3 separate regions of the Homo sapiens genome follow, and all the other regions are linked to region 3. A link is a contact called in ENCODE Hi-C or POLR2A ChIA-PET data. All regions are on one chromosome and are shown on one strand. Each heading gives the region's core, a stretch centred on a gene start or an enhancer-like site at or near the end of the contact. The rest is flanking DNA. Distances are from core to core; before and after follow the strand shown. Region 1 has its middle 24 kb from the start of TNFAIP6. Region 2 has its middle 26 kb from the start of NMI. Region 3 holds the start of RIF1 (replication timing regulatory factor 1).

Region 1 (4,466 bases), core at 243-2,742, 76 kb after region 3:
TTAGAATGCCTCACTACTGGAATAGGATTTAACTATCTTTACTGCTAAGGTAGTTGCCCCTCTCATATGCTTTCTAGCTTCCAAAATCTTTATATTAGAGATTTTTAAAAAATATAACCTTTTAGTGTCATTTTAGCAGGATTTTAGGATGGAGAGAATATTGATGCTTTTGTTAAATTCACCATCTTTACCTACTTAAAGCTGATTATAACTTCTCACAGCTGAAAAGAGTAATCTATAATAGCCGGTTCTTTGCCTTCTATATACTTTAAAGCACTTGCTTCCCCAATATTTGGCTGTTTATTGATCGCTAATGAAACAAGACCACTTGATAATTTGTTGCGACTGGTAAGATATATTCTTCTTACATGGAAATGAACAATCTTTTTTTTTTTTTTTTTTTTTTTTTTTTTTGAGACGCGTCTCGCTCTATCGCCCAGGCTGGAGTGCAGTGGCGTGATCTCTGCTCACTGCAAGCTCCGCCTCCCGGGTTCACGCCATTCTCCTGCCCCAGCCTCCCGAGTAGCTGGGACTACAGTTGCCTGCCACCACGCCTGGCTAATTTTTTGTATTTTCAGTAGAGATGGGGTTTCACCATATTAGCCAGGATGGTCTTGATCTCCTGACCTCGTGATCTGCCCGCCTCAGCCTCCCTGAGTGTTGGGATTACAGGCGTGAGCCACCACGCCCGGCCAGAAATGAGCAATCTTATGAAAAAAGCAAGGGTGACTCAAGAACTGTGCTCTGAGTATTGTTAGAGCACCATTTTAACAACTTAATATGTCCCTATTAGGGCCAGGTAATTTTTGCCCTTGGCCACGGCCACCATGAAACCGTGGCATTTTGTTTTAGCACCTTCTTCTGTCTTTTGAAAAATCTCTCAATACATATGTTCTCAGGAGGAGGTAGTAGCCACCTTGGCCTTGGCAGATTCAGGGGACATGTGGCCTTGGATCATCCTATTGGACATTCTCTCCTGCACTTTTTCATTCACGGATAGAAGGCCGTGGGAACAGATGGAGGCCCTATCTGTCACAGAGGCAGAGGCCTTGTTGTCCTGTTGGAGGACAGTTGCCTGGGTTTCTGTTGTTTGACCTGGTCACACAGTCCTCCCTGAGATTATTCTCAGTTTTCAAGCCTGCTCATCTGGCCACTCATTAATTTAGTCAGCCTTGATGACCTTCTAATAAATTTCTCTTTTACTTAAGATAGCAAGCCATGTTTCAGTTGCAAACAAAAGCCCTGATAAAAACACTGCAACCACAGGAAATGAATGTGCAAGTGCCACAGGAGGCTGGGAGGCTGGGATGGAAGAGAAACGAATCCACCAGGCCTTCAGTAAATAAATTTAAAATACTTGCCCCTTTAGGAATGGATTGCCAGTATTCCCTGCCTATGAAAACAATGGTGGACTTTCACAATTTTTTTTCTTACAATCTAAGAGGATGTCAATGGCCCACTTCTGTGCCTCTGAAATCCCATGTTTGTTTTACCAGAGCCAAAGAGAATGACTCACTAATGAGGACCAGATTTGCCTTGTCTGAAATGCCAAGGGAGTTGTTTAGTAATATTTGGGAGGAATCCCTCATAAATAGCACCAATCTAAAATAGTTCAATAAATTAAATGGGAAATTCAATTGATTTTTGGGCTACCAATATTATGTCACTCTTATATACTCAGTTAAATCAAATGAGTTCAATTTGATTTACGGAGTAATAGTAACAGTTACTCGATTGACAGCAATCTAATCTGACACACACACACACCTTAAGATATTTTAAGTACAAAAGAAATAAATGAAAAAATCTTATTGTAAAAATAATTTTAAAACAGCACAGATATATTTAAAGTAAAACTTGAAAAAGCCTCTTTTTTAATCCTCACTCTCCCCAATCTACCCCCAATCTCATTCCCTCACCATAGATAACCTCTGTTAACAGTTAGATTTGTGTGTCCTTCCAGACCTGGCTGTTACTTTTTCTTTCTACATATCTATACACACATTTGTAGATGTGCCTTTTTACATATTTTTAGTCTTAATCATGTTACTTTGAGGCATGCTTTTTTATTTATCCAATATATTTTAGAGATCTTTTCAAATCAATACATGTAAGACTCCCTTCATTTTTTAAAAGACTATACTGTATTATATAATATGACTTAACCACAATTAACTTGGTGAGTACCATATTTCTGAACTTAAGTCGTTTGCATTTTTTTCTCTATTATAAACAACGCTAACATGGATATTCTGTGTTATATATTAAATGCCTATATGCACATAAGTGTTTTGGTATAGTAAATTATTCCTAGAAGTAGAGTTGTAGGTTAAAGCTGTGCATGTTTAACATTTTCAAAGATCCTGCCCCCCATCAAATAGTCTCCTGTGGTTTTAATTTGCATTTCTATGCTTACTAGGGAGTTCCAGCATCTTCCTTTATACCTTTGTTGTGAAATTACCTGCTCATACTATTTGTTGACTTTTCTAGTAGATTGATTATACCTTTCTTACTGTTTGCCTGAGTAGTATTTTCATAGTAAAACACTTACTTTTTTTTTTTGAGTCTGAGTCTCGCACTGTCACCCAAGCTGGAGTGCAACAGCGTGATCTCGGCTCACTGCAACCTCTGCTTCCCGGGTTCAAGCGATTCTTCTGCCTCAGCCTCCTGAGTAGCTGGGATTACAGGTGTCCACCACTATGCCCGTCTAATTTTTTGTACTTTTTTTTTTTTTTTTGAGACGGAGCCCAGGCTGGAGTGCAGTGGCGCGATCTCGGCTCACTGCAAGCTTCGCTTTCTGGGTTCACACCATTCTCCTGCCTCAGCCTCCCGAGTAGCTGGGACTACAGGTGCCCACCACCACACCTGGCTAATTTTTTGTATTTTTAGTAGAGATGGGGTTTCACCATGTTAGCCAGGATGGTCTGGATCTCCTGAACTTGTGATCCACCTGCCTCGGCCTCCCAAAGTGCTGGGATTACAGGTGTGAGCCACCACGCCCAGCCGATTTTTTGTATTTTTAGTAGAGATGGGGTTTCACTATGTTGGCTAGGTTGGCCTTGAACTCCTGACCTTGTGATCCACCCGCCTCAGACTTCCAAAGTGCTGGGATTACAGGCATGAGCCACCATGCCTGGCATAAAACACTTTCATGATATGCAGAACTTTAAAAGCAAATGACAATTTCACCTCCATTTTGCCTTAATTGACTTATCTGAAGCAATATAAATACTTACTGACTTGCTGAACTTTTTAAGTTGCTTGCCAAGAAGTATATCAATGCCAATCACGTGCATTAAACTGACTTATACTGTATATCTCAAAAATAATTTAAAAAGACAAATAAATTACTGAAGTTATATTCGCTAGATAGCTCTTTTAAATGTTATACTTTTTTTTTTTTTTAAGAGATAGGGTCTCATTCTGTTGCCCAGGCCAGAGTACAGTGGCACGATCCTCCTACATCAGCCTCCAAAAGTGCTAGGATTACAGGCATAAGCCACTGTGTACAGCCATTATATACATTTTAATTAATTTAAAAATTAGAGTGTTTGTAGACCTACGCAAGTTTATGCTAACATTGATATGGAAAGGCACGAGTTCTAAAATAGGCAGCACAATCTTGAAAGAACAGAGAAAGAAGAATCACTCTACCTGATATTAAGGCATACTATATGGCGATAGTAATGAAGACAATGTGTCCTGGCAGAGGGATAGACACAGATCAATAGAATAGATTTTAAAATCCAGAAATAGATCCACACAAATATGCTCAACTAATTTTTGACACAGGTGAAACATTTCAGGAGGAACAGACATTCAACAAATGATGCTGGAAAAATTAGGCATCCATAAGCAAAAAAATGAGTCAGGACCTAAACCTCACACCTTATTCAAACATTAACTCAAAACAGATTATGAACTCAAAGGTAAAATGTAAAATTATAGAAGTTAGGGAAAAAAGAAGAAAATATTAAGGATCTATGGCTAGGTAAAGAGTGCTTAGATGGTACCAAAAACACTATTCATAAAGGGAAAAATTAATAAATTGGACCTCATCGAAAGTTTTAAAACCTTTGCTCTCTGAAAGATCCTGTTAACAGGATGAAAAGACAAGCTACAGACTAGGAGAAAGCTTTGAAATCCATATAGTTAACAAAGGACTAGTATCTGGAATACATAAAGAATACTCAAAATGCAACAGCAAAATAACAAACAATCCAATCAGAAAATGGGCAAAACCCATAGACTGTATACACTAAAGAGGTGTACAGACAGCAAATGAAAAGATATTCAACATCATTAGCCATTAGAGAAATGCAAAATTAAAATCATGATGAGATATCACTATCAGAAGGGCTAAAATTAAAAACAATGACAATAACAAATGCAGATGAGAATGCGGATAAACTGAATCACTCATATACTGCTGGAGGGAGTATCAAATGGTTAGTCAATTCTAAAAA
Region 2 (4,301 bases), core at 874-3,373, 94 kb after region 3:
TTCACTGGATACAAAATTCTTGGCTGATAATTGTTTTATTTAAGGAGGCTGAAGATAGAGCCCCAGTTCCTTCTAGCTTGTAGGGTTTCTGCTGAGAAATGTGCTGTTCATCTGATAGGTGTTTCTTTATAGGTTACCTGGTGTTTCTGTTTCACAGGTCTTAAGATTCTTTCCTTCGTCTTAACTTTAGATAACCTAATGACAACGTGCCTAGGTGATGATCTTTTTGCAATGAATTTCCCAGATGTTCTTTGACCTTCTTGTATTTGGATGTCTAGGTCTCTAGCAAGGCCAGGGAAGTTTTCCTCAATCCCCCAAATATGTTTTCCAAACTTTTAGATTTCTCTTCTTCCTCGGGAATGCCAATTATTCTTAGGTTTGGTCACTTAACATAATCCCAAATTTCTTGGAGGCTTTGTTCATTTTTTCTTCTTCTTTTTTCTTTGTCTTTGTTGGATTGGGGTAATTTGAAAATCTTATATTTGGGCTCTGAAGTTCTTTCTTCTGCTTGTTCAATTCTATTGCTGAGACTTTCCAGAACATTTTGCATTTCTCTAAGTGCGTCCATTATTTCCTGAAGCTTTTATTATTTTTTATTTATGTTATCTATTTCACTGACGATTTCTCCCCTCATTTCGTGTATGCTTTTTTATATATATTTTTTTTTCGAGACAAAGTTTCACTGTTGTTGCCCAGGCTGGAGTGCAGTGGTGTGATCCTGGCTCACTGCAGTCTCCACCTCCCAGGTTCAAGCAATTCTCCTGCCTCAGCCTCCCAAGTAGCTGGGATAACAGGCACCTGCCCCCCATGGCTGGCTAATTTTTTTGTATTTTTAGTAGAGACAAAGTTTCACCATGTTGGCCAGGCTGGTCCCGAATGTCTGACCTTGGGTGATCCACCCGCCTCGGCCTCCCAAAGTGCTGGCATTACAGGAGTGAGCCACCGTGCCCAGCTTTGTATTGTTTAATTTTTTTATTTTTTTTTGAGACAAAGTCTTGCTCTTGTCCCCCCAGGCTGGAGTGCAATGGGATAATCTTGGCTCACTGCAACCTCTGCCTCCTGGGTTCGAGTGATTCTCCTGCCTCAGCCTCCTGAGTAGCTGGGATTATAGGTGCCTGTCACAGCGCTGGGCTAATTTTTGTATTTTTAGTAGAGACGGGGTTTCACCACCATGTTGGCCAGGCTGGTCTTGAACTCCTGACCTCAGGTGATCCGACCGCCTTGGCTTCCCAAATTGCTGGGATTACAAGTGTGAGCCACCGCACCTGGCCTCATTTTTTAAATTCCCTTAACTTGGACTTCATCTTTCTCTGGTGCCTCCTTGATTAGTTTAATGACTGATTTTCTGAATTCTTTTTTAGGCAAATCATAGATTTCTTCTTGGTTTGGATTCATTGCTGGTGAGCTAGTGTCATTTTTTGGGGCTGTTAAAGAGCCTTGCTTTGTCATATTACCAGAATTGTTTTTCTGGTTCCTTCTCATTTGGATAGTCTATGTCAGAGGAAAGGTCTAGGGCTCAAAGCTGCTGTTCAGATTCTTTTGTCCCATGGGGTGTTCCCTTAATGTAGTACTTGCCCTTTTCCTATGGATATGGCTTCCTGAAAGCTGAGCTGTAATGATTATTATCTCTCTTCTGGATCTAGCTCTTCAGCAGGTCTGCCAGGCTCTGGGCTGGTACTGGGGGTTGTCTGCACAGAGTCCTGTGATGTGAACCGTCTGTGGGTCTCTCAGCCGTGGATACCAGCACCTGTTCTGGTGGAGGTGGCAGGGGAGTGAAATGGACTCTGTGAGGGTCCTTATTTTTGGTTGTTTAATGCTCTATTTTTGTGTTGGTTGGTCTCCTGCCGGGAGGTGGTGCTTTCAAGAGAGCATCAGCTGTGGTATTATAGGGAGGATCAGGTGGTGGGTAGGGGCCTAGAACTCCCAAGAGTATATGCCCTTTGTCTTCAGCTAGCAGGGTACATAGGGAAGGACCATCAGGTCGGGGAAGGGCTAGAAGTGTCTGAGTTCAGACTGTCTTTGGGCAGGTCTTGGCTGCGGCTGCTTTGGGGGATGGGAGTGTGGTTCCCAAGTCAATGGAGTAATGTTCCCAGGAGGATTATGTCTGCCTCTGCTGTGTCATGCCGGTTGTCAGGGAAGTGGGAGAAAGCTGGCAGTCACAGGCCTCACCCAGCTCCCATGCAACCCAAAAGGCTGGTCTCACTCCCACCTTTCCCCCGACTCCCAACAGCACCAAGTCTGTTTCCAGCAGTGGGCGAGCAGGGCTGAGAACTTGCTGCAGGCTACCAGTCTCCCAGCTGCAAAAGCAAGCAGGGCTTTCGTGTCTGCCTGCTTTTGGAGTCTGCACACCAGAATCACTCCCTCCCCGGAGTTCTGGCCAGGAGATTTTGCATTCTGTTGGAATTGTTACACAGTTCAGCTGGAGGTTTCCTTTTCCCTGTGGTCTTTTCCCAGTTCCTCTGGCAGCCCTCCCCAAGGACTCCTGTGAGGCAAGGCAGAAATGGCTTCCCCGGAGACCCAGAGAGCCCACAGGGCTTATCCCGCTGCTTCCTCTACCCCTGTATTTCACTCAGCTCTCTAAATTGACTCAGCTGCAGTTAATGTCAGAATCTCCTCCTGTGATCTAGACCTTCAGGTTCCCCTGTGAGGGTTGTCTCACGCAAGTCTGTGTGAAGAGACCACCAAACAGGCTTTGTGTGAGCAACAAGGCTGTTTATTTCACCGGGGTGCAGGTGGGCTGAGTCCGAAGGAGAGTCAGCAAGGGTGGTGGGATTATCATTAGTTCTTATAGGTTTTGGGATAGGCGGTGGAGTTAAGAGCAATGTTTTGGGAGCAGGGGGTGGATCTCACAAAGTACATTCTCAAGGGTGGGGAGAATTACAAAGAAATTTCTTAAGAGTGGGGGAGATTATAAAGAACATTGATCAGTTAGGGTGGGGCAGAAACAAATCACAATGGTGGAATGTCATCAGTTAAGCTATTTTCACTTCTGTGGAACTTCAGTTGCTTCAGGACATCTGGATGTATATATGCAGGTTACTGGGGATATGATGGCTTAGCTTGGGCTCAGAGGCCTGACATTCCTGTCTTCTTATATTAATAAGAAAAATAAAACAAAATAGTGGTAAAGTGTTAGGGCGGTGAAAATTTTTGGGGGTGGTATGGAGAGATAATGGGTGATGTTTCTCAGGGCTGCTTCGAGCGGGATTGGGGTGGCGTGGGAACTTACAGGGGGAGATATTCAACTGAAGAAGGATTTTGGGGTAAGGAGTGATATTGTGGGGTTGTTAGAAGGAGCATTGTTATTCTCTTATTTGGAAGACACAAGGTCCGAATAAAAGAAGGAGAAAAACAGGTATGAAAGGACTAAGAATTGGGAGTACCCAGGACAACCAATTACAGAGTGTCAAAGGGGGTTCGGCATAATTATTTGCTTGGTTGGCATGTTTTTGGGCTCTATCCTTGAGTTTTTTTATGTTGTCATAGACCAGGCCAGATTGATTTAGGTAAAAACAACCTTCTTCATTTAAAAATATACAGAGTCCCCCCTACCTTTTTTTTTTTTTTTTTTTTTTTTTAGCAGTGAGTAAGTTAGGGCCTCCTCGAATTTGGAGGAAAGAGAAATGCAAAGCCAGCAATTGTTTGTTAAAGAAGGATTAGAAAGGGCTAGGAGAGAGTGACTGAGATTGATAGTGTGGTGGAGATAGCTGGGGAGAGGTAGAGGGTGGCATAAGAATGGGAACGAGAATAAGAGTAAGTATAAAAGTAAAGAATAGGACTTCATCAGGGTGAAAGTATTGGAGGGTACTTTATCACTGAAGATCTTCTATCCACTTCTAGATAGACTTAAGGGTGGCGATTTGAGGTAAAACCAGGAGCCACTAAATACCAAGAGCCTCAGAAACTGAGGTGGGAAGGCCAAACCGAGGAATTATGTCTGACAGAAGGGAGGAAATGACCATGGTGGCCTTCTCAGACCCTGTGAGAAAGGCCTCTACCCACCCAGTGAAAGTGTCTACCCATACCAAGAGGTATTTTAATTTCCTGACTCGAGGCATGTTGAGTAAAGTCAATTTGCCAGTCCTGGGTGGGGGCAAATCCCCAAGCTTGATGTGTAGGGAAGAGAGGGGGCCTGAACAATCCCTGAGTAGTAGAATAGCAGATGGAACACTGAGAAGTGATTTCCTTGAGGATAGATTTCCACGATGGAAAGGAAATGAGAGGTTCTAAGAGGCGGACCAGCGGCTTGTAACCTACATGGAAGAGGTTATGAAATGACAGAATAGAATGGGCCTGTGAGG
Region 3 (4,180 bases), core at 897-3,396:
GACCAAAGACAATTGTAATTTTAGAAGCACTTACTTAGATGTAGATTCCCAAAAGGAAAGAAAACAGATTAATCTCTGATCTCTGCTTTCAAGAGCACAAACTCAGATTCAAGTGCCCCTAGGCAACTTTAGGCAAATTAAATTAATTTCTTCACCTGCAAAGTGATCATTAAGAAATAATCTCATGGAACCATGGAGAGTTAAGTGATAAAGCGTGTAAGGTAATTAAGAAAGTACCTGAGAAGCTTTAAGTAACAATAAAGAGTATTATAATCAGTATTATTGCTGTTATTTTAGATTCAAAGCTTTTGAGTCAACTGGCAAAACTTTTAAAAACCACCAAAAGTGGCTGGACACAGTGGCTCACTCCTGTAATCCCAACACTTTGGGAGGCTGAGGCAGGCGGATCACCTGAGGTCGGGAGTTCGAGACCAGCCTGACCAACATGGAGAAACCCCTTCTCTACTAAAAATACAAAATTAGCCGGGGCGGTGGCGGATGCCTATAATCCCAGCTATTCAGGAGGCTGAGGCAAGAGAATCGCTTGAACCCGAGAGGCGGAGGTTTCAGTGAGCCGAGCCCGAGCCTGAGCCATTGCACTCTCGCCTGGGCAACAAGAGCAAAACTACACCTCAAAACAAAAAAACAAAACCAAAAAAAAAAACCAAACTACCAAAAGTGAAAAACTGTTTAACAAACAGATACATACCTTTAAAACTTTGTACAGCCGAGGAAGTTTTTTCTCAATTTCTGTAATTACTTCTTTTCCTTCTTCTCCAGTCATACGACTTAAAAAGCAGGAAGAACACAAGTTTAAGTAGTTGACAGGAAAAAAAAAAATACTCTCAAAAATACATGTACAATCTTTTTAAAAATTACTTTCTAACTCCTGCAAATGAATTGACCCAGTAGGTAAGGTCCTTAAGGGTATACAGAATATATAATGCAATATATATCAGAAATGAAAGTAGAAAAACCCTCAGAATAAGTTTTTACATCGAGTACATGCAAGTTGTGACAACCTGACTCCAAAAAGACAGAACAGGGATCCCTATTCCTAGTTACTAACGATTTGCTAAGCCTTTCCAAAGGGTTTTACAAAACTTTAGTACATTTCTATGAAAATTACTTTGAAGCATTTTGCAATTAATAAAAATCAGTGTATTGCTCTGTTAAAAAAACTCTGGGTAGCCACATTTTCCCAACACATCGGAGGTTTACACTGAAGACCCCTCCTCCAACAACTACTTCCAACCGAAACTTTTAAAAATCCCTCGCTTGCAAAACACACGTGCATGCTCCCTCGTTCCAAACACACACCTCAAGCGCAGCAGCAGCAGTACCCGGGAACGTCACCTAGAATACATCTCCCCCGCCCCCCAAGGCGTCCGCGACTCGGGCGTCCTCACATTTGCTAGACTTCTAGAACTCACATTCATTCTACGCGCCCCTCCCAACCACCTTCTTTCTCCCCACTATAGAGCGCCCCACTCTCCGCTACGCCCCGTGGCGGACCTCACCTGGTCAGAGTCAGGTAAGCGTCAGTCTGCCCTCCATGGGAGGCAGAAGGGTCTTCCAAAGTCTCCAACAGCGGCGCGAGGGGGCTCTGACCCCTGGCCGTCATGTCGGCCACCCTGAGGCCCGAACCGGAAGAGGAGAAAATCCAGTGACCGATGGAAACAGCCCCGCGGCGGCCCAGTGTGAGTCCGGCCCTCACACCCGCACGCCCGCCCGGGCCTCACAGCCACGCCGCGTCTGCACCCCAGGCCTCCGAATCACCAAACCCCAGCGCGAACCTCCTCCGGCGCCCGACACCAGACACCTGAGCCCACGCCACATTCGGGCCTGGGCCCGCTCCCGCCACCACTTTCCCGGGCAGCTTTCAACAGAGGGAGGAGATCGGCGGAGGGCGGGAGAAGCCCGGGGAACGAGGCATCTCGCCGCGAGGGGGCGGAGGGTGGGCAGACTGAGGGTTCCCCGCGGCCTACCACTGTCACCCCGATATTTATCCCACCTAGGAAGATCAGGACAGGGTTCTCTCCGCCTCTGCCCCTCAGCACCCAGACGCTGCCAGAGCTCGACTTTCCCAGCTCCGGCTGTTTACTCACGCGTGCGGCGCGCTCCCTCCTAGACCAAGATGGCGGCTGGGCGGGCCCAGGAGTGCGCGGGAGTAGGTTAGGCCTGGCGGGAGAAGTTCGAGCCAATCCAACAGTCAGCGGCACACCGGAGTTATCGATCGCCTCCCTTCCCATCCCTTCCCATCCCTTCCCTGCCCAGCTGCCGCGTCACGCCCCTCTGGTGAGCATCAGGTGGTGGTGTTTTGCCTAAGGCGAGAGACTTGAAATTCAAAATGTGAGTTAATTGCTCAGACTCACTAGACTGAACATAGTGGGCCCTCAGACTAAGTGTTCAAACTCCAAGTCCAGTGCTTGTTGAAGTTTTAGCAACAAATCAGTTAGCAAAAGGAGATAACGTACTGTTGGGTTTAAGACTAAGAGCTGGCCGGGCGCGGTGACTCACACCTTGTAATCCAAGCACTTTGGGAGGCCGAGTCTGAGGTCAGGAGTTCGAGACCAGCCTGGCCAACACATGGTGAAACCCCGTCTCTACTTAAAAAAAACAAAAATACAAAAATTAGTTGGGTGTGGTGGCGCACGCCTGTAGTCCCAGCCACTTGGGAAGCTGAGGCAGGAGAATCGCTTAAACCCGGGAAGCGGAGGTTGCAGTGGGCCGAGATCACGCCACTGCACTCCAGCCTGAGCGACAGAGTAAGAGTAAGACTCCGTCTCTCAAAAAAAAAAAAAAAGAAAGAAAGAAAAAGAAAAGAACTGTATCTCAAGCTGGTCTAGATTCCAGCTGGTCTAGGTTCCATGTGACTTTAGCAAGTTAATTAACCTATGCCTCAATTTCCTCCTCTATAAAATAGGGCTTTTAATAGGTGAAGTGAGAAAAGGTTGGAGAGGCCAATGGTTCTCAGGTCTTAAGCGTACATAACAATGGCCTGGGGATATTCGTTATTAAACTGCAGATTCCTGGGCCCCGCCCATATGCATTGTAATTCAGTAGATTTAGGTAGCTCCCGAGGATGTGCATTCTTCTGTTAGGCCCCTGGGGGGTTGAAGGGTGGGATTTGGCCAGGGCTTCTTCCCTAGAGAAACGTCAGTAAACACAATGACAGTCATTTCTCCTTACTGTGAATATGCTGCTCCTCCCCCGCCTTTTTTTTTTTTTAAGACGGAGCCTCGTTCTTTCGCCCAGGCTGGAGTGCAGTGGTGCGATCTCGGCTCACTGCAACCTCTGCCTCCCGGGTTCAAGCGAGTCTCTGACTCAGCCTCCCGAGCAGCTGGGATTACAGGCGCCCGCCACCACACCTGGCTAATTTTTGTACTTTTAGTAGAGACGGGGTTTCACCATCTTGGCCGTGCTGGTCTCGAACCCCTGACCTCGTGATCCACCCGCCTCGGACACCCAAAGTGCTGGGATTACAGGCGTGAGCCACCGCGCCCGGTCTGCTTCTCCCCTTTTCATATGCCTTCGTGCACTCTCCACAACAGACAGGATTGCATTAACTCTAAATCAGACACATGAAGCCCAGCAGCAATGGAACTCTCCATCATGGGTTCCTGGCCCAGGATTTGAGCCCTCACTCACATGTGCTGCAACTCTCAGCTCTAGAAGTGGGATGTTGCTTTTTGCTCTTCTTTGTGTCATCTGCACTTAGCAAAATGACTGCCAAACGACGCAGTACATACATAGTATGCTTATATATATATTTATTTATTTATATGTATTTATATATATTTATATTTATTTACATATATTTATATATATACACACACACACATACATATATACATATACATATATATATATATATATATATTTTTTTTTTTTTTTTTTTTTTTTTTTTTTTTGAGACGGAGTCTCGCTCTATCACCCAGGCTGGAGTGCACTGACCTGATCTCAGCTCACTGCATCCTCCGCCTCCTGGGTTCAAGCGATTCCCCTGCCTCAGCCTCCCGAGTAGCTGGGATTACAGGCATGCGCCACCACGCCCAGCTAATTTTTTGTATTTTAGTATAGACAGGTTTCACCATGTTGGCCAAGATGGTCTTGATCTCCTGACCTCGTGATCAGCCCGCCTCGGCCTCCCAAAGTGCTGGGATTACAGACTTGAGCC

The links. A loop is a pair of places that touch in the nucleus more often than their neighbours do. ChIA-PET counts read pairs that join two places held with the same protein, here RNA polymerase II (POLR2A). Pooled maps may share reads with other maps.
Region 1: a loop to region 3 is called in a map of Calu3, with 1.8 times the contacts of the local background. The contact joins the enhancer-like site here to the promoter of RIF1 in region 3. A Hi-C loop is called at or near these places in 1 of 168 maps with a recorded cell type or tissue (Calu3) and 1 of 50 pooled maps. POLR2A ChIA-PET finds 5 or more read pairs at or near these places in 5 of 52 experiments (B cell, HEK293T, OCI-LY7 and 2 more).
Region 2: a pooled map shows a loop between it and region 3 (2.0-fold over the local background). The contact joins the enhancer-like site here to the promoter of RIF1 in region 3. A Hi-C loop is called at or near these places in 4 of 50 pooled maps. POLR2A ChIA-PET finds 5 or more read pairs at or near these places in 9 of 52 experiments (B cell, BJ, GM12878 and 6 more).

The regions. Positions count from the first base shown.
Region 1 is chr2:151,331,222-151,335,687 of GRCh38, reverse strand. No RefSeq gene overlaps it. Among named protein-coding and RNA genes, the nearest start is that of TNFAIP6, 24 kb to the left of the region's middle. Within about 2 kb of position 1,492, at least 2 of the 41 ENCODE cell types and tissues checked have a DNase peak (open chromatin) inside an H3K27ac peak, as active enhancers do; they include endothelial cell of umbilical vein, where a contact is called at or near this core.
Region 2 is chr2:151,313,578-151,317,878 of GRCh38, reverse strand. No RefSeq gene overlaps it. Among named protein-coding and RNA genes, the nearest start is that of NMI, 26 kb to the right of the region's middle. Within about 2 kb of position 2,123, at least 10 of the 41 ENCODE cell types and tissues checked have a DNase peak (open chromatin) inside an H3K27ac peak, as active enhancers do.
Region 3 is chr2:151,407,868-151,412,047 of GRCh38, reverse strand. RIF1 (replication timing regulatory factor 1) reads right to left here and starts at 2,146. Exons shown (of 36, transcript NM_018151.5): 1 at 2,015-2,146; 2 at 1,521-1,634; 3 at 710-788. The coding sequence starts at 1,624. RefSeq lists enhancers at 2,074-2,233, 1,838-2,536, 2,537-3,235 and a silencer at 2,939-3,233.